Regions from separate parts of the Homo sapiens genome. Here region 1 is linked to region 2. A link is a contact called in ENCODE Hi-C data. All regions are on one chromosome and are shown on one strand. The core of a region is the stretch at or near the end of the contact, and the rest is flanking DNA. Distances in the headings are between cores, read along the strand shown. Region 1 holds the start of TTI1 (TELO2 interacting protein 1). Region 2 holds the start of CHMP4B (charged multivesicular body protein 4B).

Region 1 (5,224 bases), core at 1,529-4,028, 4.2 Mb after region 2:
CATATCATCCTCACCTTTCAGACCTCTATATGTTGAAGAATCCTAGGACTCAGTCTCTTTTTACACCTTATTCCGTTATGACTCTCACATTTTTATCTCTAACCCAGATAGCTCTTCCTTGAATTCCAGACCCATAAACCCAACTGCCCCTTAGACATCTATACTCAGATAGGCATTTCCAAATGGACATGTCCAAATACAAATGCTTGCTCTTACTCTCCAAACCCACTCTTTTCTGTAATTCAGTAAATGGAAGCGCTATTCTTATAGTTGCTTAGGCCAAAACCCTTGGAGCTATCTCAACTCTCATATGTCTTTCACACCCCATATCCAATCTATCAGCGGATCCTGTTACCTCTTCCTCTAAAATATCCCCAGAACTGTCCCTTTCTTACCACTTCCACAGATACCACCCTGGTTTGAGTTATCCTTTCACCTGGGTTACTACAACAGCTGCCAAACTGGTCCTTCCTGCTTCTACCTTTGCACTCTTACTGTCTTATTTTCTACCTAACAGCCACAATGCTCCTTCTTTGTGCAAAACTGCCCAGTGGACTTCATTTCATTCAGAGTAACATCTAAAGTCTATACTATTGCCTACAAGTCACCATGTGATGCAGTCCCTTCGTACTTTTCTGAACTAATTTCCAGCCACCCTTCTAGTTCATATCACTCCAGCTTTATTGTCCTCTCTGCTGTTGCTCCAAAATGCCAACAATGGTATAAACTTGGTTTTCCCTCTTCCTGGAACAATGGCATATGGCTTGTCTCTCAAATGACATCTTATCAATGAGGCCTTCTCTGAGAAGCATAAGTAAAAGACTACCCACCTACACATATACATTCCTTATCCTCCTTATCTCCTTGATTTTTATTGAAGTTACTTACCACTTTCTGACTTATTCTAAACTTGCATGTTTGTTTTTCTATCTTTCTCAGTAGAAAGTAAGTTCCTGAGAACGTGGATTTTGTCTGTTAGCTTAGAAGAGTGCTTTGGACATAGGTGCTGAAAAATTATTTTCCGAATGAATGAATAAACTATTGGTTCAGGAGGCAAGAATTTGGGATCAGACATAAGATAACCCTAATTTGACTCCTGGCTCTGCTATTTCCTAACTATGTCCAAGTACATAGGGTACTTAACCATGCTTTACATTTTCTCGTCTATCAAATAGTGATTGTAATAATTTCAACTCCTAAGACTGATGTAAGAATTAAATTTAAAAAGTATGTAATGTGCTTAATAGACAGTGACTTGGTATAAAAGTGCTCAGTATATGACAGTGTTATTAATATGGAAAGATGATCTAGATTTCGACACAAAAGCCCTCAGTTATGACTAGATACTCACTGTATGATTTTAGGTTACTCACCTCTTTTACACTAACTCACTTGATAAATCAGGAACTGGGGCCAAAAAGATGGCTAAGTTGCAGCCCCTTCCCTCAAGTCTTAGTAATGTGATCTTGGGTAGGTCACTTAACCTCTCTGAGCCTGTTTCCTACGCTGTCCAAAGGGGGATAATATAATACCTCACAGCTTTGTTGTGAGGATTAAATGAGTTACTGTGTGGGAATTGTGTCTAGCACATAGTAACCTCTCACTGCGTTAGCTATGATTATGATTCCAGTCTGGAGGAAGGGTAAAAGCATGTAAGCAAAGAACTGCAATACAGTGCAATAAGAGCAAAAGCAGGCATCAACTAGAAGAACGTCTCCTAAACTAGAGTCTGCCCACAACTAGGAAGTTATACCACGATCAGGAAATTTTAAAACCCTCTTATGTCTATAACTTAACTCCCTACCATCACCCCCGTGGCAGTAAGAAAAACAAAATTTCTCTGCTGCTTTGATACCTGGGATTTAAAACTTAAAAAAAAAATAGGGTCAAGGTTTAGAGTCTCAGATAGTGTTTTGTTTTGTTTCAGAGAAGAGTCTCGCTCCATCGCCCAGGCTGGAGTGCAGTGGCACGATCATAGCTCACTGTAACCTCTAACTCCTGGGCTCAAGGTATCCTCTCGCGTAGCTGGAACTGCAGGTGAGCGTCACCATGCCTGGCTAATTTTCGCTGTTACCCAGGCTGGTCTTGAACTCCAGTCCTCAAGCTATCCTCTCGCCTCGGCCTCCCAAAGGGTTGGGATTACAAGCAAGAGACGTTGCGCCAGGCCTCAAATAGTGTGTCTCAACATGAGGTCAACAGACACATTGGGAAGGCTAAGTTAGTTCCCTCCACCTTTTCCCTAAAGTTAACACCTCACTTAAGTTCGAAAAAGTCAACTGGACCCGCAGACGGCAAAAGCAGCACGTAATAATACCCTGAGTGAGAACCCACTTAAGAGCCGAGAGCCCAAATGTGTGTTTCATGACGGCGCTGTTACAGACTAAAAGGTCAAAACAGGACATTAAAGGGTGCTCCGGGGGGCTGAGTAGGAGCTCACCAGGTGAGAAAGGGGATGTCACTTTCGGACAGAGAACGAGCGCCAGGGCGTGGAGGCGTGAAAAGGGCACGTGGGTGGCTTGGAAGAACCAAAACTAAGTGTTTTGGGGGACAGCCAGAGAGCCGAACACATATGGAGGAAAGATGCGGCCTGGGGCCCGCCAGATTAGAAAGGAAATCCCCCTCCCATATCCAGATCATGATCTCTCAGACTCAATGTCCCCTCAGGATACCCCTCTACAGGGTCCCAGCTGCTGGGCTCCCTCTGGTTCCCGCCACTCTTCCCTTACCTCGTCTTCCAGCCTTTCTCTCACTCTCCCGCCTCCTCTGCCTCGCCGGAAGTGACGCGCTAAGTAGCGCGCCGTATCGCGCCAGAAAGGTTCCGAGGGAGCGGGAAAAAGGGTTCCGGCGAGATCCACTGCGCCGGTGTGCAGGCTCGAGCGGTCAAAGCTCTTTCCGGGGGCCCGGGGAACTACTCTCCTTGCCTCGCTCTGTCTCCTTCGAAGTGCTCTGCGCGAGGTTCAGAGCGGCCGCCGCCTCCAAAGGGACGGTTTTCTAGAGCTCCGACGCCTCTCGGTGCCCCTCTGCTCCGGCCCTTGCCCTTTGACCTCGCTCTCGCGGCAGGGTGAGAGGTCGGGTGGCCATCTTGTGGCGGCGGCGCGGGCGGCTGTTACTGCGGAGACCCATCCCCTCCCCCTTCTCGCACCCCTGGCAGTCTGTCAGTCGGTAAAAAGTCCCGCAGCCTGTCAGGTGAGGCCCCGGCCTCGTGCCGTCGCTCTTCCCGCCGCACTGGGCGGCCCAGGCCGCTCCCTGCCGGGCCTCACTGCCGCCACCATGTCCTCCTTCTCTGAGTCGGCGCTGGAGAAGAAGCTCTCGGAGCTGAGCAACTCTCAGCAGAGCGTGCAGACCCTGTCCCTTTGGCTCATCCACCACCGCAAGCACGCGGGACCCATCGTCTCCGTGTGGCACCGCGAGCTCCGCAAAGGTAAACACCAAATCCCCACCCCCTGGACGGTCCCCGGATTGTCCTCTCGCCCACATACAACCTAGGCCCCTCTAAGCCTCTTCATTGAGCCTTGCTTTCCAGGCCTGATCGAGCTTCTGAGATGGGAGACAAAGTTAGCCCCATTTCTCGAAGAAGGAAACTGAGGCCCGGGAAGGTTTAAGGTACTTGCCTGAGGGTCCACGGACTGGGACTCAGGTGTCCAGACTTCTAGTTCATCAAGCCATTTTCCCTTCAGTTTCCCCCTGACATTTGTGGCTGTTATTATCTCGGCTGCATTCACTGCCGTACTGGCCCTAGCATGTCGGGCCCAGTGCTGGGTATTTGGAGTAAAAGCCAGTGGGCTCCGGAGTCAGACTCTGCAGATCGAGTCCTGGCTCAGCTATTTGCCAGCTGAATAATACTGGGAGAGTTTCTTCATCTCCCTGTGTCTCCGTTTTCTCATCTGTAAGAGGGAGGCAAGGATAGCTACCCCTTACAAAGCCTTTACTTCATACCAGTCACTATACTAAGACCTTTGTGTGTATCCTCGCACTCAGTCCTTAGAACAGCCCTGTGAAGTAGGTAGTCTCTCCCATCTTAGGTTAAGGGGCCACCCAGACCTTACCTCTCCTCTCCTCTCCTCTCTCATGCAGTTGTCATTGATTTCAGGCCCTGCTCAGGTTCTGACAGACAATTCATTGAACTCATTCTGTTATGTGCCAGGCACTGGCTTGGACACTTGCAGCATGTTGCCTCTGCCAACTGCCTAGAATTTAAGCCTGACTTTGCCGCCTTACTGACCCCAGCAACTTAACCTGTCTGTGCCTTAATTTTCTTATCTACAGAATGGATAACTGAAATTTACTATGTCTTTATTACATGCGAAGTGCAGTACTGATATCTTTACATACATTGCCATTAAAAAAAATTCTCGGAGCCCTATGAAGTAGGAACTTTGCAGAAGAGGAAAAACTGAGACTCATCTCGTGGTGAGGAGTAAACGGGATAATCCAAATGAACATTTAGCATGGGGTGAGGCACAGTGTAGGCATTCAGCAGATTATGGTGAGATGAGACTTTTGATTACTCACTGTGAGGCATGGTCTTTACCTTCAAGTTGCTTACAGTCTGGTGGGGAAAGATGGACACCTACACTCCCGGATGAGTTTCATAATGGAAGACTGAAGAAATGAAGCTCAGAGCTGCTCCAGACACCCTATATGTGGTAGGCCTTTATAGCGAAGTGGCTTTACAAGTGTTCTATACTATCTGTGAGTTGGGGACACCACAGATGTCCTGCTCTACAGGTGAGGAAACTGAAGTGGCTAAGTGGTATTTTCAAGGCTTTCGAACTGAACAGGCTCAGACTACAACAGGCTGGCAAACACCAAAATCTTCATGATTTTTTTCAGGAGACCCAGTTCTAGCCCTTTAGCAGGGACTGCCCCCAAATATCGCGTACTGTACTGAGATAGGGATCCCCTCAGCCCTTCGGGCAGTTCCGGGAAGAGGTAGAGCCTGGAGTTTATGGGGCCTTCTTCATGTACCCCACTGTGCCATTCAGAAATTATTTGAAGAGTGTGCTGAAATGTGAATTGCCACTGTACAGAATTCTATTGGGTGGGACCTCAAGAGGCAGTTAAAGTCCATCTCAGGTGTCATTTTTTTTGTTTTTTTTTTTTTGAGATGGGGGTCTCGCTCTGTCACCCAGGCTGAAGTGCAGTGGTGCGATCTCAGCTCACTGCAAGCTCCACCTCCCGGGTTCATGCCATTCTCCTGCCTCAGCCTCCCGAGTAGCTGGAA
Region 2 (5,421 bases), core at 2,502-5,001:
TGTGATGAGATGAAGTAAGGTGAATGACACAGGCATTATGAGGTAGTGTTAGGCTACTACTGACCATCTGAGATGTCAGGAGGACCATCTGCTTTGGGTGATCCTGGATCATTGAGCTATGACGATGTCAGTGGTTGGATATCAGGATCAGACGATGTCAACCAATGATTGGGGGTCCTTGGATAATTGCGTTTTTGCCAAAAACTTTTGGAAGAACATTATTACTGGAAGTTGTCTCTTTCTTTCTTTTTCTGAGATAGCATCTCAGTCTGTTGCCCAGGTTTCAGTGCAGTGGTGTGATCATGGCTCACTGCAGCCTCAACCTCCTGGGCTCAGGTGATCCTCCCACCTCAGCCTCCTGAGTAGCTGGGACTGCAGGTGTGCGCCACCACACCCAGCTAGTTTTTTGCATTTTTTGTAGAGATGAGGTTTCACCATGTTGCCCAGGCTGGTCTCAAACCTGTGAGCTCGAGTGACCCGCCTACCTCAGCATCCCAAAGTGCTGAGATTACAAGCGTGAGCCGCTGCACCTGGCCATCTCTTTCTATTTAATTCTTTTTTTTTTTTTTTTTTTTGAGACAGAGTCTCTGTCGCCCAGGCTGGAGTGCAGTGGCGCAATCTCGGCTCACTGCAACCTCTGCCTCTTGGGTTCAAGCAATTCTTCTGCCTTAGCCTCCCAAGTAGCTAGGATTACAGGTGCACGCCACCATGCCTGGTGAATTTTTGTATTTTTAGTAGAGACAGGATTTCACCACGATGGCCGGGCTGGTCTCAAACTCCGGGCCTCAAGTGATCTGCCCACCTCGGCCTCCCAAAGTCCTAGGATTACAGGTGTTAGCCACTATGCCTGGCCTCTTTCTTTTTAATTCATAGAAGTGTGGCTGCAGAAGTTGTAATCCTTTGGTGACCACACGAGTGGTTTTAATGCTGTGTTCTATCTGAGGATTGAATTCCATAATTTTGTCCTTTAATGTCTGTGCAATTTGAAACACTCGGCAAATTTTGATAACACCCATATTGCTGGTTCTGTTTCTGTTTCTCCTTCATTTTCCTCTTTCTTTGTAGATGACTTGACAAGTTCTTCCAATTCCACATTTGTTAACACTTCCCAGTGGCCTTCAATATGATCTTCCACTTCTTCATCAAGCATGTCCCCAAATCCTTCTCCACCAACTTGTCTTGCTGTAGCCTCTCCAGTAATATTTATTTATTTATTTGTGACAGGGTCTCACTCTGTCACCCAGGCTCGAGTGCAGTGGTGAGATCACAGCTCACTGCAGTTTCAAACTCCCAGGCTCAGATGATCTTCATGGCTCAGTCTCCTGAGCAGCTGGGACTATAGGCCTGTGCCATCATGCCCAGCTAAATTTTGTATTTTTTGTAGGGATGGGGTTTCGCCATGTTGCCCAGGCTGGCCTCAACTCCTGGGCTCAAGCGATCCACCTGCCTTGGTCTCCCAAAATGCTGGAATTACAGGCGTGAGTCACCGCACCCAACCTCCAGTAACTTTTTTTTTTTTTTTTGACACGGAGCCTCGCTCTGTTGCCCAGGCTGGAGTGCAGTGGTGCCATCTCGGCTCACTGCCAGCTCTGCCTCCCGGGTTCACGCCATTCTCCTGCCTCAGCCTCCTGAGTAGCTGGGACTACAGGCGCGTGCCACCATGCCTGGCTAATTTTTTTGTATTTTTAGTAGAGATGGAGTTTCACCGTGTTAGCCAGGATGATCTTGATCTCCTGACCTCGTGATCCGCCCGCCTCGGCCTCCCAAAGTCCTGGGATTACAGGCATGAGCCACCGCGCCCGGCCTTTTTTTTTTTTTTTTTTTTGACACGGAGTCTCTCTCTGTCGCCCAGGCTGGAGTGCAGTGGCGCAATCTCGGCTCACTGCAAGCTCTGCCTCCTGGGTTCACGCCATTCTCCTGCCTCAGCCTCCAGAGTAGCTGGGACTACAGGCACCCGCCGCCACCATGCCAGGCTAATTTTTTGTATTTTTAGTAGAGACGGGGTTTCACCTTGTTAGCCAGGATGGTCTCGATCTCCTGACCTCGTGATCCGCCCGCCTTGGCCTCCCAAAGTGCTGGGATTACAGGCGTGAGCCACCGCGCCCGGCTCCAGTAATTTTTTTTTTCTTTTTGAGACAGAATTTTGCTCTTTTCGCCCAGGCTGGAGTGCAATAGCACGATTTCAGTTTACTGCAACCTCTGCCTCTCAGGTTCAAGTGATTCTCCTGCCTCAGCCTCCCAAGTAGCTGGGATTACAGGCGTGCGCCACCACGCCCAGCTAATTTTTTTATTTTTATTTTTTATTTTTAGTAGAGATGGGGTTTCACCACGTTGGCCAGGCTGGTCTCAAACTCCTGACCTCAGGTGATCCATCCGCCTAGGCCTGCCAGAGTGCTGAGATTACAGGTGTGAGCCACTGTGCCCAGCCCATCCAGTAATTTTTATATTTTGCAGTCTAAACCTATTCCTAAGTCAGTGCAACCATCCATTACTTTCAGTAAGTGGCTTGGTGCCACTGGTTTTAGGAGATTCCTTGCTGAAGCCTTTATACAGGCTCAATGCTTTCTGGGGGGTAACAGGTTGCTGTCAGTTGGAACACATTTTTTGTTCGTGTCTTCCACGTATAAGCTTAATGCTTTTTCTTTTCTTTTGTAAAAAAATTTATTTTCTTTTTTTCCCCTGTAAGTAAGGATACAACTTAATGCCTTTTCTATCTTAACTAAGCACTTATCACACACTGTGGCTGTAACTTTTGCAGTTTGAGGTACGACAGCAAAACCAGCATGAATTTCTTTTTCCTCTTTCACAATTCTAGGGCTAGAAGATTCGTTCTTACTGCAGACCTCAGTAAGCTCAGCATACGATTTTTTTTCTTAAGCTCAGAACTTCCACATTTACATTTAAAGGAAGCACTTTACAGCTTCATTTTGGCATATCCAAACTGCCAGCATTACTACTCTTGCACTTTGGGGCCATTATATAGTAAAATGAGGGTTACTCGAACCAAAGCACTGCAACACCGTGGCAGTCCATCTGATAACTCCTAAGCTGGTAAGTAACTAACAGATGGTAGAGGTATGTTGGACAAAGGGATGATTCACATTGCAGGTAGGATGGAACAGGATAGCACGAGATTTCATTAGGCCAATGGAAATTAAAAACTTATGAACTGTTTATTTCTGGAATTTTCTATTTAATACTGTCAGACCTTAGCTGGCCAAGTGAAACTACTCAAAGTAAAATCTCAGATAAGGGGGACACTACCGTACTTAACTGGAGAAGATACTGCTTTGCTTCTGTGACCACAGAATTGACAGGTTGAAATTGGAAACAACTGTTGCCTTCACGCTTTTAAGACAACTTCACATGAATATACATGTGAAGTTCAAGCATGGCAGTATCCCATACTAGCAATAAATTTTTGAGCAGTGTTGCACACTTACTGTCATTTCTCTTACTGTTCTGCCACTCCTACAGAGCGCAGGCCAAGGAGACTACATTTCCCAGAATGCCACACGCCCTTTGACCCCAGCTACAGCAAAAGACGCGCCGGGGAGCGCCTGAAGCCGGAAGACTATAGCTTCCCGGCATGCAGCACGCTTCCCCCTATTAGATTTGAGGCGCGGCCGGCGCGTTGCCCACTGGGAGTTGTAGTCAGTGGCGCGTTGCCCTGACGCCTGCCGGGCCGGGCGTGGGGGCCTGTGGGAGGTGGCGCGGCCGGGCCCAGCTGCGGGGCGGAGGCGGAGGCGGAGGAGAGGCCTGCGGCGGCAGGGAGCGGCGGGACTGGGAGCGGGCGCCGGAGCCGACCCGAGCCGAGCCGAGCCGAGCCGAGCCGGAGCGGGCGGCGAAGGCCGGCGCGGCGAGCAGCAACCATGTCGGTGTTCGGGAAGCTGTTCGGGGCTGGAGGGGGTAAGGCCGGCAAGGGCGGCCCGACCCCCCAGGAGGCCATCCAGCGGCTGCGGGACACGGAAGAGATGTTAAGCAAGAAACAGGAGTTCCTGGAGAAGAAAATCGAGCAGGAGCTGACGGCCGCCAAGAAGCACGGCACCAAAAACAAGCGCGGTGAGGCTGCCCGGCCCCTTCAGACTTGCCACGGGCTCCCCCCAGGCTCCCCGGGCCCGGACTTCACCTTCATCAGACTCGCCTCGGGGTCTGGTCTGACCCTGGAACTCTCCGGGTCAGACTTCTTGCCGGGTCTGGGACCCCCTCCCCGACTCCCTTCAATGTCTCCCCGATCCCTGGACTTTTCCATCGTCAGACTTATTCTGCCCTCTCCCCTCAGCCTCTCTCCACCCCGCCAGGTCCCTTCAGACCCCAATCTCACAGCACTTTCCTCCGCCCTCACTCTGTCCCTTTCTCTTCCGCCTTTTCCTTCTCGCCTCACCCACCTGCCTAGCTACTGCCCCTGCCTCCTCCTCGGCTCATTTCTGCCCCCATCCTAGCATTTCTGTGCTTCCTGGTCCTACCTGTGCCCTCTCCCGACTCCTCGGTGGAATCTGTGAGCTGCCCCTTGGCCTCTCCCCTGTCCTCTTGTCTCAGAATTCTCGTTGAAAAGCCTCCTTGCTGGAGAGAAAAGGGGACTGGGGGAGATGAGACCCCCGATTCCTGCTCTATTCACTTGCTGAGTGAACTTGAGCAAGTTGCTTTCCCTTTGAGGCCTCAGTTTCCCCATCCGTCAGCCAGAGTTCGGCCTCTGTTGAGGCCTAAGGTGTTTTCCAGCGTTGTGATTCACTTTTTGTTGCCTCGTAGCTTGACCTTACCAAAGTTTCCCGTGGCGCAAGCCTTCACCCCATGACTCACCGCTTCCCCATCCGTCTGAACCAGAAATAGAGACTCCCGACTGCTCCCCAGTCCCCACTACTAGGATTCAGGGCCCCAGTATTGAATCTTGAGGCACTGCTTACTTTACTTCCTGTTGTCGTATGGCTTTCTGGGCATTCCAAGTGCTTTGTGTTTTTCTTAAGTGAGATGAATGTGAAAATGCTTTAAAACTGTAAAGCAGTTTAGAAATGTTTGCTTTTTCTTGTTATGGCCATGTGAGAGTGAATCACAGAACGACATCCCTTCCCCTTGAGAGGGGTTTAGGATTGAGGTAATTCACTCAGAAGTCTGCTAGTGACTAGCAGTGCGACCTTGAGCTCATTTACCTTTCTGAAAGGAAAATCATGGATTTACAGTGCTCAGCACATAGTAGGGGCTAAATCGATGTTTTCTCCATTCTAATAGGAGAACAAAATAGCCTATCTGGAGGATGCTTCTCTGCTGATAGTCAACAGATATTCTGGAAATTCTTTTTAGTGCCTGCTGCATGCGCTGTATTCATAGGGGTGAACAAAACACGGCCTCAACCCTAATGGGAGAGAAGACAGAAACAGGAAAATAAATGAAGAAAATATTGTCCGGGGGTGATAAGTACTAAAC

The links. Hi-C counts contacts between places; a loop is a spot of excess contacts on that map. Pooled maps may share reads with other maps.
Region 1: a loop to region 2 is called in a map of CD8-positive, alpha-beta T cell, with 23 times the contacts of the local background. The contact joins the promoter of TTI1 here to the promoter of CHMP4B in region 2. A Hi-C loop is called at or near these places in 2 of 168 maps with a recorded cell type or tissue (CD4-positive, alpha-beta T cell and CD8-positive, alpha-beta T cell) and 8 of 50 pooled maps.

What each region holds. Positions count from the first base shown.
Region 1 is chr20:38,030,678-38,035,901 of GRCh38, forward strand. It overlaps TTI1 (TELO2 interacting protein 1), which reads right to left and starts at 2,779. Exons shown (of 8, transcript NM_001303457.2): 1 at 2,727-2,779. It overlaps RPRD1B (regulation of nuclear pre-mRNA domain containing 1B), which reads left to right and starts at 3,069. Exons shown (of 7, transcript NM_021215.4): 1 at 3,069-3,421. The coding sequence starts at 3,271. It overlaps LOC124904898 (a long non-coding RNA gene), which reads left to right and starts at 3,429. Exons shown (of 2, transcript XR_007067579.1): 1 at 3,429-4,728. RefSeq lists enhancers at 2,510-3,105, 2,636-2,905, 3,106-3,701.
Region 2 is chr20:33,807,597-33,813,017 of GRCh38, forward strand. CHMP4B (charged multivesicular body protein 4B) reads left to right here and starts at 3,752. Exons shown (of 5, transcript NM_176812.5): 1 at 3,752-4,062. The coding sequence starts at 3,873. ZNF341-AS1 (ZNF341 antisense RNA 1) reads right to left here and starts at 3,503. Exons shown (of 4, transcript NR_110623.1): 1 at 3,444-3,503. RefSeq lists enhancers at 3,427-3,721, 3,461-3,540, 4,307-5,147, 4,976-5,045 and a silencer at 3,601-3,880.